2 separate regions of the Homo sapiens genome follow, and region 2 is linked to region 1. Evidence: read pairs that join two places in POLR2A ChIA-PET (ENCODE). Cell type or tissue: HepG2. All regions are shown on one strand.

Evidence for each region. Peaks named below come from ENCODE experiments on the same cell type or tissue, not always from the same donor. Only the 100,000 strongest peaks of a DNase experiment are listed, where the experiment ranks them.
Region 2: POLR2A ChIA-PET joins it to region 1 with 7 read pairs; 19 of 35 experiments call an interaction of 5 or more read pairs at or near these places.

What each region holds. Positions count from the first base shown.
Region 1 is chr12:6,540,847-6,544,846 of GRCh38, reverse strand. IFFO1 (intermediate filament family orphan 1) reads left to right here. Exons shown (of 10, transcript NM_001193457.2): 9 at 3,205-3,335. Among named protein-coding and RNA genes, the nearest start is that of GAPDH, 8.3 kb to the right of the region's middle. RefSeq lists an enhancer at 3,968-4,000. In HepG2, no CTCF peak of the experiment used is centred here; a DNase peak (open chromatin) is centred at 2,366; H3K4me3 peaks cover 700 bases.
Region 2 is chr12:6,362,275-6,366,274 of GRCh38, reverse strand. SCNN1A (sodium channel epithelial 1 subunit alpha) reads left to right here. Exons shown (of 13, transcript NM_001038.6): 3 at 2,565-2,832. It overlaps LOC105369626 (a long non-coding RNA gene), which reads right to left and starts at 962. Exons shown (of 4, transcript XR_931591.3): 1 at 494-962. RefSeq lists a silencer at 2,541-2,940 and enhancers at 2,405-2,998, 3,491-4,000. In HepG2, a CTCF peak has its summit at 2,430; a DNase peak (open chromatin) is centred at 2,374; H3K4me3 peaks cover 1,099 bases.

The sequences.
Region 1 (4,000 bases):
CACATCAAACTGTCCTGCTCCTGCATCAAACCTGGTTTTCTTGGCCAGGTAGATGAGGTTTCCTGGATTTGTGCTGCTAGCTAAAGACATGGCAAGGGAAACCAGTACTCCCCACCCTCCCGTCTACCGCGGCTCACTGTTTCCTCCTCCTGCCTGACCTGATTCTTGTCTCCCTCTTTTGGATGGTGGATTTAAGGTTTGTGTTTTCACTGTGCCTTCAACCAACTAGGGGCCTTTGTGCGGCCATCTTCGTGAGAAGAGATCTCGGGCTGCCATCTCTCCCTAGTCTTCCCTGGACCTCAAGTGCCCAGTGTAAAACATGATCTGAAAGAACGAAAATAATATCTTAAATGGAATCATGCCTTTTAAGCTATTTTTGGCTGGGCGTGGTGGCTCTCGCCTGTAATCCCAGCACTTTGGGAGGCCAACGCGGGCAGATCACTTGAGGTCAGGAGTGTGAGACCAGCCTGGCCACCAACATGTGAAACCCCGTCTCTACTAAAAATACAAAAAGTAGCCAGGCATTGTGGTGGGCACCTGTAATCCCAGCTACTTGGGAGGCTGAGGCAGGAGAATTGCTGGAATCTGGGAGGTGGAGGCTGCAGTGAGCTGAGATTGTGCCACTGCACCACAGCCTGGGTGACAGAGCAAGATTCCATCTCAGGAAAAAAAAAAAAAAAAGTATTTTCAAATCATCTGACTCCTCCTCTCTCCCAGTGCAATGACTTTAGGCAGCAGTCCCCAACCTTTTTGGTACCAGGGACTGGTTTGTGGAAGACAGTTTTTCCACTGACCCGGGGGAAATGATTTTGAGATGATTCAAACATTACATTTATTGTGTACTTTATTACTATTTTTAAAAATTATTATTATTATTTTTAGAGACAGAGTTTTGCTCTTGTTGCCCAGGCTGGAGTGCAATGGCGCAATCTTGGCTCACTGCAGCCTCCGCCTCCCGGGCTCAAGCAATTCTCCTGCCTCAGCCTCCCAAGTAGCTGGGATTACGGGCATGTGCCACCACGCCTGGCTAATTTTGTATTTTTAGTAGAGATGGGGTTTCTCCATGTTGGTCAAGCTGGTCTCGAACTCCCGACCTCAGGTGATCCACCACCTCGGCCTCCCAAAGTGCTGGGATTACAGGCATGAGCCACCGCACCCGGCCTGTGCACTTTATTTCTATTATTATTACATTATAATATATAATGAAATAATTATACATCTCACCATAATGTAGAATCAGTGGGAGCCATGAACTTGTTTTCCGCAACTAGACGGTCCCATCTGGGGGTGATGGGAGATAGTGACAGATCATCAGGCATTAGATTCTCATAAGGAGCACACAGCCTAGATCCCTCGCATGCACAGTTCACGTAAGGTAGGGTTCAGGATCCTGTGAGAATCTAATGCCGCCGCGGATCTGACAGGAGGTGGAGCTCAGGCTGTAATGCCAGTGATGGGGAGCAGCTGTAAATACAGATGAAGCTTCACTCACTTGCCCACTGCTCACCTCCTGCTATTTGGCCTGGTTCCTAACAGGCCACAGACAGGTACTGGTCCGTGGCCTGGGGTTTGGGGACTTCTGCATTAGGGGAACCGTTAGGAGGACTTGCTGACCTCAGGAGTACCCAAGGTGCCTTTATCTTTGTGACCTTTGATCTCTCAGGGTCACTAAGATGGAGCAAGGTAAAGCCAAGGCCCAGAGTGGTGGGCGGGAGGCAGTTCTTCCCCACCGCTCCTCACCTCTCTCTGTCTCCTCCCGTCCCACCCCCAAGTCTGTTCACACAGCGAGCCTGCAGTTTTCAAGGTGGCTTGTCAAGGACATCTCCTGACATGCACGTTCACCTCCTGACCTTGTTCCTGCTGTAAATTTGTGAATTAAGTGGGGACATAGACATATGCAGAGACTACTGGTGGCAGTACTAGCCTTGTATTTCAGTAGAATATATTTGGTTCATTTCCTTCTTCCCAGTCTCCCTGAGTGATGGTTCCAGAACCCAGCTCCCTGCACTCCGGTTCTTCCAAGGTGGAGAAATTGGGGTGTAGGCAGCTGATCTGAACAAGGGCTGGTGGCACTGTATTTTCCCCCTGGGTTGAACAGTCACCGTGTCCTGCTCCTCCCACTACTGTGGGGCCCCAGCTGTGGATCCAAGCCTGCCAGGGAAGCTGTCCCCACTAGGGCTTCTCACCCAGCCAGCCGCCATCTCACCCCAAATGTCACTGTCCTGACCATCTCTGCTGTCTGGCCCTGTAACCTGTTTCCTTCTTTCTCTAAGTTCCCACCCTCTCTGTCCAATCCACATTATGGCAGCTGGTATCCTCCCCGTTCTCTTCACTCAGGCAGTCACGAACGTCATCTCCAGGAAGTTTCATTTTGCTTCCCCTTGCGGCCCCTGCCCTTTGTACCCAAAACAAAGAGAGGCAGTCGACTGTCCCTGGCACTGAGTTTGTGCTGCCTGGGCCCTGCCTCTCCGCCTGCCTCAGAGTGTGGGCTGCAGAATGGGCCCGGGGAGGGAGACCGGATTTCTTTGATTCTGAGCCCCGTGTTTTCCACGTGTGACATTTCTGAAATCAGGACAGGTCTCAGAATCAATGGCACCTCCAATATGGGAGTCTTCCTTTTAGTGTCTGAAAATGGCTTTTAGGTGAGAAAATAAAGTGATAAGGAGAGAATGGTAAGAGGATTGGGCCCCTTTCAGCAGTTAGCCAGGCTTGTATGCCACGGGTCACAGAGAGAGTTAATTCCCTTCGAGGTCTGGGTCTGCCAGGATGAGGAAAACCTGTCGCTAACCCTTACGGGAGCTCACAGTGCAGTGAGGGGACAGCCCAGGACCAGCGCAGTACAGGGGATGAGGGGTGAGCCGGGCCCCATAGGAACCTGTGTGGCCCTGGGAGCCTGTGGATCTGCTCCATCCCGCCCACACTGACTTTCCTCACCACTCTTATCAGTCTTAAAAGAACACAGCCTGCAGCAGTACCTTTGCATTCCTCCATAGGCAAAGATTTCCAGGAAAAGCAGAGGAAACAATGGTGTATTCGCTGCCTTCTGCCTTGGTCTGGTTTATTTTAAAATCTGAGCCTTCAGTAATGGCTGCCTGGGCCCCCGGCCCAGCCACTGCTCTTGGCGTGTTGGCCTCCTGGCGGGGGCAACAGAGGCGCTGTGAACGCCACCTGTTAACCCCGATGGCCCTGCCTGCCCCACCACAGCTGGAGTTGGCCACGGCCAAGAACGACATGAACCGGCACCTGCACGAGTACATGGAGATGTGCAGCATGAAGCGCGGCCTGGACGTGCAGATGGAGACCTGCCGCCGGCTCATCACCCAGTCTGGAGACCGGTAGGCGCCTCCCCTGGGCATGGGGCCTTCCAGGGGGACACAGCGGGGAGAAAGGTTGGAACACAGCCCCAGAGACCCTCAGGCAATGACTGGGTCACATCTTGCTGTGGGGCTGCCCTTTGGGAGTTACCTGGTGGGGCTGGCCCAGACCCACAGCTCTCTCCCTTGGCAGTTGGATGAGCTATGTCCATTCATGACGGGAGGGCTGAAACCTCCCAAGGCCACCAGCTCTGGTGGTTCCCCTGGTTAGAGGCAGTTTAAAAACTGGCAAGGAACAGAAGGGTTGTGGGGGCAGATTTTTATCTAAAGTCAGGGCCATGATTTGTGCATTTGACCCTGTGTAAGTTACACCGCAACAAGAAAGTGAATTTTTAAAAATCACAAAAATACTGCAGATAGACATAAAGCCAAGGCCCTAGAGTCAGGGTGCTGGAGGCTCAGCAGCTTCTCTCCTACTGTGACTTCAGCTATTTCTTTTTTTTTTTTTTTTGGCTCACTACAACCTCCGCCTCCCAGGTTCAAGTGATTATCTTGCCTCAGCCTCCAAGGCGCCCGCCACCACACCTGGCTAATTTTTGCATTTTTAGTAGAGATGGGGTTTCACCATGTTGGCCAGGCTTGCCTTGAACTCCTGACGTCGTGATCCACCCGCCTCTGCCTCCCAA
Region 2 (4,000 bases), 180 kb after region 1:
TGGTAACTCTATATCTAACTTTTTGAGGAACTTCCAGATTGTTTTCCAAAATGATCGTATCATTTTATATTCTCACTAGCTGTGTACAGGGTCAGAATCTTTTAAAAATGTAGGTCTGTTCGGCTGGGCGTGGTGGCTCACGACTGTAATCCCAACACATTGGGAGGCCGAGACGGGCGGATCACGAAGTCAGGAGATCGAGACCATCCTGGCTAACATGGTGAAACCCCGTCTCTACTAAAAATACAAAAAATTAGCCGGGCGTGGTGGCACGCACCTGTAGTCCCAGCTACTAGGGAGGCTGAGGCAGGAGAATGGCGTGAACCCGGAGGCGGAGCTTGTGAGCCGAGATCACGGCACTGCACTCCAGCCTGGGCAATTGAGACTCCGTCTCAAAAAAAAAAATGTAGGTCTGTTCATAAAGTGCCTACTACATACGGTTGTTCTAGGGATTATTTGTTAGATATTTTTCTTACAAGAGAATTTTGCCTACCCCAAGGTCAGGAAGATATCTTCCATCTTCTAGAGTGTTTATGGTTCTGAATTTCATGTTTACGTTATGATCCATCTTGAATTAATTTTTGCCTGTATAGCATAAGGTAGAGATTGAGGGTCATTTTTTTTCCAATACAGTATTCAGTTGTTCTAGCAGAACCTGCTAACAAATTTTATTTTCTACACTGAATTGAATTGGTGTTTTGGCCAAAAATCAGTTGACCATCTATGCATGAGTTTATTTCTGGACTCTATTCTATTCCATTGATCTATTGTCTCTCCTTACCAAGAACCGCATTGTTTTGATTACTGTGGCTTTATAGTAAATACTAAAGTCAGGAGGAATACATTTTCCAACTTGGCTCTTCTTTTCTAAAATTTTCTAGCTATTCTAGATTGTTTGCATTTCCAGATAAGTCTTAGAAGCAGTATGTCAATTTCTTTAAAAATACCTGCTGGGGCCGGGTGCAGTGAGTGGCTCACGCCTGCAATCCCAGCACTTTAGGAGGCTGAGGCTGGTGATTGCTTGGGCTCAGGAGTTGGAGTCCAGCCTGGGCAACGTGGTGAAACCCCCTCTCTACAAAAAATATAAAAATTAGCTTGGTGTGGTGGCACACTTTTGGTCCCAGCTACTAGGGAGGCTGAGGCGGGAGGATTGCTTGAGCCCAGGAGGAGGCTGCAGTGAGCGGCGATTGTGTCACTGCACCCCAGCTTGGGTGACAGAGCAAGATCCTGTCCAAAAAAAAAAAAAAAGCTGGAATTTTGATAGGGATTGTGTTGAATCCATATATATATATATCTCCACTTATTCTGATCTTTGATTTATTTCAGCAGGGATTTCAATATATTTTTCAGTCTTGCACATCTTTTGTTACATTTATTTCTATGTATTTGATGTTGTTTATGTTATTTAATATTGCTGTTGTATTTCTGGTTTTCCAATTTTCTGTTGCCAGCATGTAGAAATGCAATTAATTTCTTTTTGAGACGGAAATGCAATTAATTTTTTTTTTTTTTTGAGACGGAGTCTCGCTCTGTCTCCCAGGCTGGAGTGTAGTGGCGCGATCTCGGCTCACTGCAAGCTCTGTCTCCCGGGTTCACACCATTCTCCTGCCTCAGCCTCCCGAGTAGCTGGGACTACAGGCGCCCGCCACCAAGCCCGGCTAATTTTTTGTATTTTTTTTTTTTAGTAAAGACGGGGTTTCACCGTGTTAGCCAGGGTGGTCTCGATACCCTGACCCCGTGATCTGCCCACCTCGGCCTCCCAAAATGCTGGGATTACAGGCGTGAGCCACCACACCCGGCCTAAATGCAATTAATTTTTTTTGTGTATTTGTTGTGTACCCTGCAACCTTGTTCAGTTTGTTAGTTCTATATTTGTTTTGTTTTGGTAGATGACATCCCTCAGGCCCTGCTACTCTGGACTTTCATGATGGAGATGGTAATAGGAATTGTATTAAGAAGGAATGTAGGGATTTACAGTGAGCTGTGTTTAATTTACGGTGTTTAGGCCGCACCCGAAACACATTAGAACAGTCTTTGGAGGAGGGAGGCGGGGTGGGTGGGGCATCCTGTATTTTTAGAGTTGGAGATTCTAAAAGTTCAGTTGTGAACTCTTGATTTCGGTGCCAAGCGGCACTCAAGCCGAAAGGCCACCGACACTCGCCTGCGGGGATCAGGGCGGGATGACCTGGGTACCGCGGTCACGCCAAGGCCGAGGCCCTCACCCTTCCCCTCTTTGGGAAAGGGCAGACAAGTTCCGGGTTCCCTTCTAGGTCCGGGCGAGGGGGAGAGCGCCCCACAGACGACAGGCGCCTCCTGCCTCTCTCCTTCAATAAACAGTCCACAGTGTCCCGGCTGGGCTCGCCGTGGCCTCCGCCTTCCCGGCGGACACACCTGTTTACCCTTCACCGCCGGACGGCCAGGAGGCGCCACGACGACCCCAGCCCCGCCCAGGCTTCTCCGGGATGGACCGGCCTCCCGGGGCACAGATGAGGACCCTGACCCCGGAGGGGCCAGACACTCGCTCCAGGGCCCCTGGCCTGACCCTCTTCCCCTCGCCCCTTCAGGTACCCGGAAATTAAAGAGGAGCTGGAGGAGCTGGACCGCATCACAGAGCAGACGCTCTTTGACCTGTACAAATACAGCTCCTTCACCACTCTCGTGGCCGGCTCCCGCAGCCGTCGCGACCTGCGGGGGACTCTGCCGCACCCCTTGCAGCGCCTGAGGGTCCCGCCCCCGCCTCACGGGGCCCGTCGAGCCCGTAGCGTGGCCTCCAGCTTGCGGGACAACAACCCCCAGGTGGACTGGAAGGACTGGAAGATCGGCTTCCAGCTGGTGAGGCCCGCAGCGCCGAGGGGCCCGCCCCGCCCCTCGCCGGCCCCTGGCCCCGCCCACCCATGGGCTCCGCTCCTTTCCTGACCCGCCCGCGCAGCCCAGTGACACCACGCGGGGCCTCGTGGGCTCGCGGGCAAAAAAAAAAGTAAATAAATACAAATAATAACTAGATAATTAAAATAACACCTCTTGGTGCCCAAGCTTTTGGGGCCTCCTCCCTGGGGTCCTATGTAGAAGCATTTCAGGGGTAGGAAGTCAAATTTATTATGGAAAATGAACTTTTATTATTATTATTATTATTATTGTTTTACTGTTTCTGGTCCTTGATTCAGGAAGGAAAATGCAACTTTCTGAATTCCAGTGCCCACTAGTGGGACTCAGTTAGGACCCTCCAGCGTGATGGAGAACTGGGCTAACAGCCCAAGATAGAGAATAAGGAGACAGTAAAAAAAGGAAACTTAGCTGGGGGCGGTGGCTCATGCCTGTAATCCCAGCACTTTGGGAGGCCTAGGCGTGCAGATCACCTGAGCCCAGGAGTTTTAGACCAGCCTGGTCAACATAGTGAAACCCCATCTCTACAAAAAAAAAATACAAAAATTAGCCCATGTGGTGGCACAAGCCTGTAGTTCCAGCTACTTAGGAGGCTGAGATGGGAGAATTGCTTGAACTCGGGAGATGGAGACTGCTGTGAGCCTTGATCACACCACTGTACTCCAGCCTGAGTGACAGAGTGAGCTCGTCTGCCAAAAAAAAAGAAAGAAAGGAGCAAGGGAAAATGAGGGAGGAGCCAAGGAAAGGAGACAGGGAAGTTCCCATTAGTAAGAGTGGGCTGGGGACTGGAGTCCTAGTCCCAGCTCTTGCTGGGACAAATCTCTTGATCCCTCAGTCTTCCCATCAGTGAAATGGGAGGGAAAGTCTTGCTCCTTCCACCCTAGGCAGGGGAGGTATAAATGAACCAAAACCGTGTGTGTGCAGCTACTGGTCTCCTTTCCTGGCCTGCAACTCCCTTAATCCCATGCTCCCCTGGTCCATGCTCCTAGGGACTTCTGCTTCTCTTCCACTTCTGTCTTTCCCCACTCCTGGCTTCCGACTCCTGTCCGTCAGTCCTCAGAACCCCAGATCACTCATTCTTTGCCCTTGGCCCTGCCAAGGGGCTTATCCCCGGCTG